Linked DNA regions of Homo sapiens: region 2 is linked to region 1. A link is a loop called in an ENCODE intact Hi-C map of the cell type or tissue named here. Cell type or tissue: A673. All regions are shown on one strand. Links, peaks and the distances in the headings refer to the core of each region. The heading gives the core; the rest is flanking DNA.

What was found. Hi-C counts contacts between places; a loop is a spot of excess contacts. Peaks named below come from ENCODE experiments on the same cell type or tissue, not always from the same donor. Only the 100,000 strongest peaks of a DNase experiment are listed, where the experiment ranks them.
Region 2: it touches region 1 in a loop (8-fold over the local background); 8 of 110 quality-filtered maps call a loop at or near these places.

What each region holds. Positions count from the first base shown.
Region 1 is chr6:82,175,551-82,179,960 of GRCh38, forward strand. All of the region lies in intron 26 of IBTK (inhibitor of Bruton tyrosine kinase), which reads right to left. Among named protein-coding and RNA genes, the nearest start is that of IBTK, 70 kb to the right of the region's middle. In A673, for the core only: a CTCF peak has its summit at 2,751; DNase peaks (open chromatin) are centred at 1,281 and 2,711; H3K27ac peaks cover 1,011 bases.
Region 2 is chr6:81,239,941-81,244,350 of GRCh38, forward strand. No RefSeq gene overlaps it. Among named protein-coding and RNA genes, the nearest start is that of TENT5A, 510 kb to the right of the region's middle. In A673, for the core only: a CTCF peak has its summit at 1,982; a DNase peak (open chromatin) is centred at 1,991.

The sequences.
Region 1 (4,410 bases), core at 307-4,306:
TAAAATAGAGCTATGATTAAACAAATATCAAAAACATTCTAAACTTTCAAATAATAAATATAGCATTATTGAGTTTTCAACATTAGCAACATAGAAGTAGATATCGCAAGAGACAATCTGTAGAAAATTTAGCCTTCTGAAAATAAACAGCAACATAAAAAGGTTAACTGAAATTTTCCTTAAAAGATTTTTGTTCTGGCCAGGTGCAGTGGCTCACGCCTGTAATCCCAGCACTTTGGGAGGCCGAGGCAGGCGGATCACCTGAGGTCAGGAGTTCGAGACCACCCTGACCAACATGGAGAAATCCCATCTCTACTAAAAATACAAAATTAGCCAGGCTTGGTGGCGCATACCTGTAATCCCAGCTACTAGGGTGGCGGAGGCAGGAGAATCGCTTGAACCCAGGAGGCAGAGGTTGCGGTGAGCTGAGATCAAGCCATTGCACTCCAGCCTGGGCAACAAGAACGAAACTCCATCTCAAAAAAAAAAAAAGATTTTTGTTCAAACCAAAAAACATTAATATTGTCACATTTACACTTTAAAGGAACTAAATTATTCTTTGCTCAGTTGGCCTTAAAAAAATTGTACTGGCTTAATTAGAAAGATTTTTATATCAGATTGGAGCTGATATAATCACAGAATAATTTTTTTCTCACAAGTAGTTTTTTTCACTAATTAGAAACACAAGCTCAGCTGGGCACAGTGGCTCACACCTGGAATCCCAGCACTTTGGGAGGCTGTGGGCAGATCACCTGAGGTCAGGAGTTCGAGACTAGCCTGGCCAACATGGCAAAACCCTGTCTGTATTAAAAATATAAAAATCAGCCAGGCATGGTGGCAGGCGCCTGTAGTCCCAGCTACTGGGGAGGCTGAGGCTAGAGAATCACTTGAACCTGGGAGGCAGAGGTTGCAGTGAGCGGAGATCACGCCATTGCACTCCATCCTGGGTGACAAGAGCGAGAGTCCGTCTCAAAAAAAAAAAAAAAAAAAGAAACACAAGCTTACATTTTCTTTCCAGAATTACATAAGGGGACATTTCAGTGAAAGGAAAATGAGAAATAAAAGCACATGAAATAAAAAAGAATACCTAAGTAACAATAAACAAATAAAAATTGTACAAATTGCTCACTTTTAGATGTTAACACCCTCAAACAACATTGTCATTCTTGCCCTAACCTTGGAAAAAAATCACATTTTCTAGAACTAAAACAAGAATGTATAATTTGTGGAATTTCCTGAGATGAGTCCCCCACCCCTGGCACCCTAACTCCCCAAAGGACCATAAGCATTCCTATCTTCTTAACTCCCACGATTTCCTCTGTTTATACTGCCCCATCTTCTCTTATTTCTTCTTTTAAAAATCCCATCCTGTATTCAAAAGCTTATGACAATGAAAGGAATCAAGAATTAAGTGATCTCTTTTTTTCTAATGTTTTTCACATGCTTATAAATATAATAATAAAATATTTGGAAATGAATATAAAAAGTGCTTATGAACTGACCCAGCTCAAGCCCTTCTTCTGCAATGAAGTCTTCCTGACAACACCAGCCCATGCTCAGTTTTTCTTCTCAGAACCACTCATTTGGTACTTCATCATATTGTAATCTCTTTAATACTTCCATATTGTATCGTAATTTCTTTTTGTTTTGTTGTTGTTGTTGTTGTTGTTGTTTTTGGAGACAGAGTCTCACTCTGTCGCTCAGGCTGGAGTGCGGTGACGTGATCCTGGCTCACTGCAACTTCCACCTCCTGGGTTCAAGCAATTCTCCTGCCTCAGCCTCCCTAGTAGCTAAATTACAGACATGCACCACTATGCCTGGCTAGCTTATTTATTTATTTACTTATTTATTTCTCTTTTTATTTATTTATTTATTTTTTGAGATGGAGTTTCACTCTTGTTGCCCAGGCTGGAGTGCAATGGCACAATCTCGGCTCACCACAACCTCCGCCTCCTGGGTTCAAGCAATTTTCCTTCCTTAGCCTCCCAAGTAGCTGGGATTACAGGCATGTGCCACCCCTGGCCCGGCTAATTTTATATTTTTAGTAGAGATAGGGTTTCTCCATGTTGGTCAGGCTGGTCTTGAAGTCCCGACCTCAGGTGATTTGCCTGCCTCGGCCTCCCAAAGTGCTGAGATTACAGGCATGAGCCACCACGCCCGGCCTAATTTTTGTATTTTTAGTAGAGACAAGGTTTCCCCATGTTGGCCAGGCTTGTCTCAAACTCCTGGCCTCATGTGATCCGCCCACATCAGCCCCACAAAGTGCTGGGATTACAGGCATGAGCCACAGCGCCTGGCCCTTGTATCGTAATTTCATTCTTATTCTGTCATTTAACTTCCATGTATGTATATTAATATTTATCAACTAGATTTCAGACACATTAAAGGCTGCACCTATACATTCTACTTTTATATATACCCAACACAGGCCAGTACCAGGTAGCCCATAATTTGCAAATTAATGAATATTTTAGTTTGTCTGTAATGTTTAATATTTCCTTTTTAAAAAAGCATACTTATTATGTTTTCTATGATGGAAAAAAACCCTGAAACTCAAAGCTATCTGTCTTCTTTCTCAGAATCACTAGCAGTGATAGCCAAAGCTATTTAAAACATTAACTCCCATACCAAAAATACTGAAGCTATGGATATATCATACTGTCATAAACTCCATTGAGTCAAACTTCCAAAGCAGTATAACAGGGCACACTTATAATTAAGAGCCCTGATGTTATAGCACACTCTAGTGATCAACTATGAAACCACAGATCCATATTTTAAGTTCCATGACAAATCGTTATATATCTAAAGACTTTTTTTTAAGTTTCAATGAATATTAATATTTAAAATATAAAAATACAAAACTTATCTTAATTTTCATACCTTTAAATTGATATATCTAAGACATGCAATATAACTCACTACATTAGAAACAAATGTTACTTGAAACAGGGTTACAATTTCAATTAATTTACTCATTCATTCACCAGACTCACTGAGCACCCAATACATGCCAGAAGCTAATATGAACACTGGTAGTAAAATGATGAGCAAAGACAAACATCCTCCTTGCTCTCATTGAACATATAATTAAACATACAAACATGAAAATACTTAGAGTAGACAAATATTAAAGAATCACACTAATAAATATGGAACGTACAATAAAAAAGAAGTACTATGAGAACAAACAACAGCAAACTGCCCCAGTAAGTCAGACTTCTCCAAAGAATATAACTGAATAGATATTGAAAGAAGAGTCAGAGTCGTCAGTCTGTCAAAGAGTAAGGAGGTGGAAAGAAGGAAAGTGCATTTGAGAACTAAGAGAAGGCCAAGATGACTAGAATACAGAGATCAGGTTACAAAATCAAGTTAAAGACAGTTGGCAGGAGCCAGACTATGTAGGCCTTGAAGGCCATGTTAAGAATGCTATAGCTTTTCTCTTAAAAGCAGTAAACTCCAAATTTTAAAAAAGAACATACTGGCTTAATATATTTGGAGTAAAGAAAGGCAAGACCAGTCAGGAGGGTAACTCTGGTGGCCCAGGTGAAGTATCACACCAGACTGACTCAGAGGTGATAGCACTGGAGATAAAATTTAGTATATGGATTTGAGAAATATTTAAGAGATAAAAGTGGAATGCTCTAACAGTAGACTGAATATTTGTGAAGAAAATGGAAGTGCCAAAGACACAAATTCTTCCTATTTACTGAGGAAGAAGATTCCGAAAAAACAGGCTGTTCTATGTTTTGTCTATATTTTTGTTTGATTTTGGTTTTATGAGATGGGTATGAGGAAAACATTAAGTTTAGTTTTGGACATGAAGTTTGTGGTCTTTCTGAACATCCAGATAGAATGGTAGGGTCAATAAGAGATAATTAAGTCTAAAGTTCAGATGATAGATATGGGCAAGAGATATAAATTTTGAGACTTTAGTACATGTCTGACGACTGAACATATGCTCATTAAATGGATAGTGTAGAAAGAATATAAAGTGAAATAAGACGACGACCAGTAATTGAACTTCAAGTATGATGAGTCACATAAAAAGTGGATGGTGTTGGCAATACAAAGGTCACTGTTGAACTTAGCCTGTACTGGTACTGTTTCAGTTTAGTAATGGGGCTGGGAGATAGAATCAATTACGGACTGATTGGGAGGTGACAACTCTTTTGAGAAATCTGGCTGTGAAGTGGATGGAGAATTGGTAATGATAGGACAACTGATAGAAGAAAGTGTGCCCAGACCACATGAGAGACCTGAGCACATTCAAAACCAGAGGGGAAGAATCTAGTTAAAAGGAAAATGTTGAATCTTACACAAGAAAGGAAAGGGGTAATTAATAGTTTTCAGGCTTCTGAAATGGGAAGCATTAAGATAAAAGCACAGGTATTGGCCTAAGATAGGAGA
Region 2 (4,410 bases), core at 108-4,107, 940 kb before region 1:
ACTCTTCATTTTTTATGGCTACATAGTATTCCATGGTGTATATGTGCCACATTTTCTTAATCCAGTCTATCGTTGTTGGACATTTGGGTTGGTTCCAAGTCTTTGCTATTGTGAATAGTGCCGCAATAAATATACGTGTGCATGTGTCTTTATAGCAGCATGATTTATAATCCTTTGGGTGTATACCCAGTAATGGCATGGCTGGGTCAAATGGTATTTCTAGTTCTAGATCCCTGAGGAATTGCCACACTGACTTCCACAATGGTTGTAAAAAGAGTAAACTTGGGCCGGGCGCAGTGGCTCACGCCTGTAATCACAGTACTTTGGGAGGCTGAGGCAGGTGGATCACGAGGTCAGGAGATCGAGACCATCCTTGCTAACATGGTGAAATAATCCCGTCTCTACTAAAAATACAAAAAATTAGCCGGCGTGGTGGCGGGCGCCTGTAATCCCACCTACTCGGGAGGCTGAGGAAGGAGAATGGCATGAAACTGGGAGGCGGAACTCGCAGTGAGCCGAGATCGTGCCACTGCACTCCAGCCTGGGCGACAGACAGAGAATTTACTAGATGCAAAAGAATGAAAATGAGAGAGAAAGAGGGAAAGAAAATGTGGCAAAATATTAGAAATTGATAACTCTTGATGAAAGAAGATATATATTTAGTGTACGTTTCTTGCAATTGTAATGCAAATTCAAAATTTTTCAAAATAAAAACTTTTTGAGGAAATGGGATATTTTCTGGCTTACATAATTCATATACTCAACAAACCTCTATGGCTTAAAAGACTTGATGAGAAAATAACCTGAGCTGTAATAAAGGAATGAGGATGAAGGGAGAAGTATAACATAGTAGGTCTGGGATGAGGATCCCTGATTCTAATTCAGGTTGACCAGCTGACAGGTCATGACCAATCATTTCATATTTCTTGGCATCAGATTGTTCATTTGTAGCATGATAGAACTGAACCAAGATGAGCTCAGAAGTCACATATAATTTAGAGCCAATGGTGTTTAGAGACAGAATGACAGGAAAGAGACAATCCTAATTAAAAAGAACTTGAACATAATCAATAATCCACGATGGATACTTGGAACTATACTTCTTTTGGAAAATGCTAGAATCTGGGCAATTAGCAGGACTGTTTAGTGCTTAATATTCCAACGAACTTTGATGTTCTTACTCTTCACTATGATTCTTCAAGGAAAAGCAAACACTGGACTTGGAACATTATCAACCTCACTAAATTATTACTGCTAGCATCTGGTAGAGTACCTCGTGCTGAAGGAATTTCTACAGAAATGTAAAAGTTAAAAAATGAGCAAATTGCCTAATGATTGATGTGCTCAACAATCCACATATGGAAGGAGGAACACATTTTATAGCCTTGAAAAAGCACATCAGTTATATGTTTGCACAGGCACATAAACTGTGCTGCTGTGCACGTCATTGAGGTTTTTTAAAAAAATCTATTGTAGGAAAGATATTTAACATAGAGTAAACTTCGTCCAACAGATCACAGATTAATCCCTGGCTCAGGATTCTTAATAGAATACTAGGGAAATTTCTTTGTTATGTTCATTTTATTATGTTTATTAAAGCAGTTTTTGGAAAAGTTGAAAAGGCTGGTTGTCTTAAGACACACTGAAGTACTGTAATTACCAGGAGAATAAGAGAACATGAGATCCAGAAAAAAGGAGACATGCTGATTTATCATAAAAATATGGTAATTCCAATGTGGTTATTTTCATTGGAATGACATCTCAATGCATATGAAGTCAAGGACACGCTTCTTTCCTGAGACTTGAGATCCTTCCAGTTTAGTCTCATTCTTTATATAAAGCATAAAATTCTTATACCTGACACTATGAATTTATTATACTGTTAGCATTTCCTGGACAAATATTGTTTCCTCTCATATTTGTGTCTTTGGCAAATTAGTAAGGTTATAATACCATCTCCAAGGATCATTCCCCTAGGAGGCAGTATAGTGCAGTGTTTAAGAGGATAGAGTCAGAAAATCAGTTTTTGAGCTTTGAGTTGTAGGAGTTTCTTACATAATCCCGCTAAGCCCTAGGCTTTTCATTTAAAAAAATTGATATAACAATAGTTTTTATAGCATACATTTATTAATATGATTAAATGAGAGAATTTACATACAGCAATTTGCACAGAGACTACCCCAGAGCAAAAACACTTTCTTCACAATTCCCCTCCTATTATTTTCATATTTTATTTGTTCTTTTGTGGTGCCTATCACATTCTTGCAAGAGCCGTGCAGTCCTCATCATTAAATTATAAATTTCCTGTGAACAGGTAAAGTATGTTACCCATTTTTTTATCTACAGAACAACAAAAGTAGAATATACAATAGAGGTTTTTAGTAAATGTTTGTTTAAATGACTTGAGTCATTGAAATTTTAACACAAATACTTTATCTTATCTTTTGGTATTAATGCAGAATCTACTGAATCTACTATATTAACACTGAATATTCTAAAAAAATATTCAAGTTTCAGCACATTGACATAAAAGCAAATTATTTTTTGAGACTATTTAATACTTTCCCTACATTCTTGATATTCTATGTTGCTGTAGTTCAAATTACAGCAAACTACAACTTTATTGGCTCTGGTGCTCCATAATTTGATTCACCTTATGACTGAAGAGCTACTTTTAAATTTCCTTTGAGACATCCAGCCTTTCACCCATTCACCCATTCTGTAAAAATTTAAAAAAAAATGCCCACCAGGAAAGCCCTGACTTCCCATGATTTACTGATTTCTATGATTCATCTTAGAGATTCCGATCATTTAAATTAATTTTGTGAATCAGGCTGTGTATTCTGTGCTGTGAAAATAAAAACCTAATGTTCCACAACTGACTCAGTTAAAAATGACAATCAACAGAAAAACCCACACAAAGTCACCCAAAAGTTCAGCTTAGTCATCAAACCATGTTTGCTGAGAGAAGTTAAAATTTAAATTTATTTTCCAACATGATTATTCCTAAATTTTGCAGTTTTCAGAAACAGAAACTTTTAACATAGTAAATATGATAAAGGCAACATTTTTGCCTTTATGCACCGTTTCTTTTTTTTTCTTTTTTGGACAAAAAGTTTGTAAAATGCATAATCTAGCTGTATCACATACAATTGAATTATATAGTATCTCCCTCTACTTCCATGTATGGGCTGTCTCCACTTAGGATTATTTACCCATGTTATTTCCCCTAAACACCCTATTCTTTTTCCACCTTTCTACTTTTGCGCAAACTGAATCCTCCATCTAAAAGTTGTTTCTTAACTTCAGAATTCTCTTTCCACCATTACATATTCTTTAAGACCTAGCTGTGGTTCAAGTTGTCTCTCACTGTTATCATTTTTCAGCTAATGTATTATTCAATATTAATGTTTCCTTATTTACATAAATATGCTCTGCTTCAATCCCATTACTGGGTATATACCTAAAAGATTATAAATCATTCTCCTATAAAGACACATGCACACATATGTTTATTGTGGCACTATTCACAATAGCAAAGACTTGGAACCAACCCAAATGCCCATCAATGATAGACTGGATAAAGAAAGTGTGGCACATATACACCATGGAATACTATGCAGCCATAAAAAAGGATGAGTTCATGGTCTTTGCAGGGACATGGATGAAGCTGGAAACCATCATTCTCAGCAAACTAGCACAAGAACAGAGAACCAAACACCGCATGTTCTCACTCATAAGTGGGAGTTGAACAATTAGAACACACGGACACAGGGAGGGGAACATCATACACTGGGGCCTGTCAGGGGTTAGGGGGCTACGGGAGGGAGAGCATTAGGAGAAATACCTAATGTAGATGAATGGTTGAGAGGTGCAGCAAACCACCATGGCATGTGTATACCTCTGTAACAAACCTGCACGTTCTGCACGTGTACCCCAGAATTTAAAGTATAATTTTAAAAAATGTTCTGCTTCTGCTGTAAGAATATAAGCAGGCTCAAATCATTAATGTTTTTCCTTCACAGTACCTACCTGAGGAACATGAGCTGACTTTGTGTGAAATGCTTTCTAGTGCAAGCACATAGAGTATCTATGTATACACAGAAAGAAAAGTGCTTTGTAGATTCTGGTCAAGCTTAAAATAGAATGACAGGTTTGCATAGAATAGAATTATAGGCTCATAAGACTGTTATCTTATAGAAATGAAACAAGGTAGTGAAATTGAGAATGCTTTTGCTTGGCTTTCCCTCTGCACATAGATTTCTGATGATAAATTTCTTTCTTTTGATTATAAGAGCATGGAGATGACAAGGCACGTTATAAATAATCAAAGACATGACTTTATAGCTTTACATAGAGGAGCATAAATAATATCTGCATTAACAAAATATGCAAAATTCTTGAGACCAA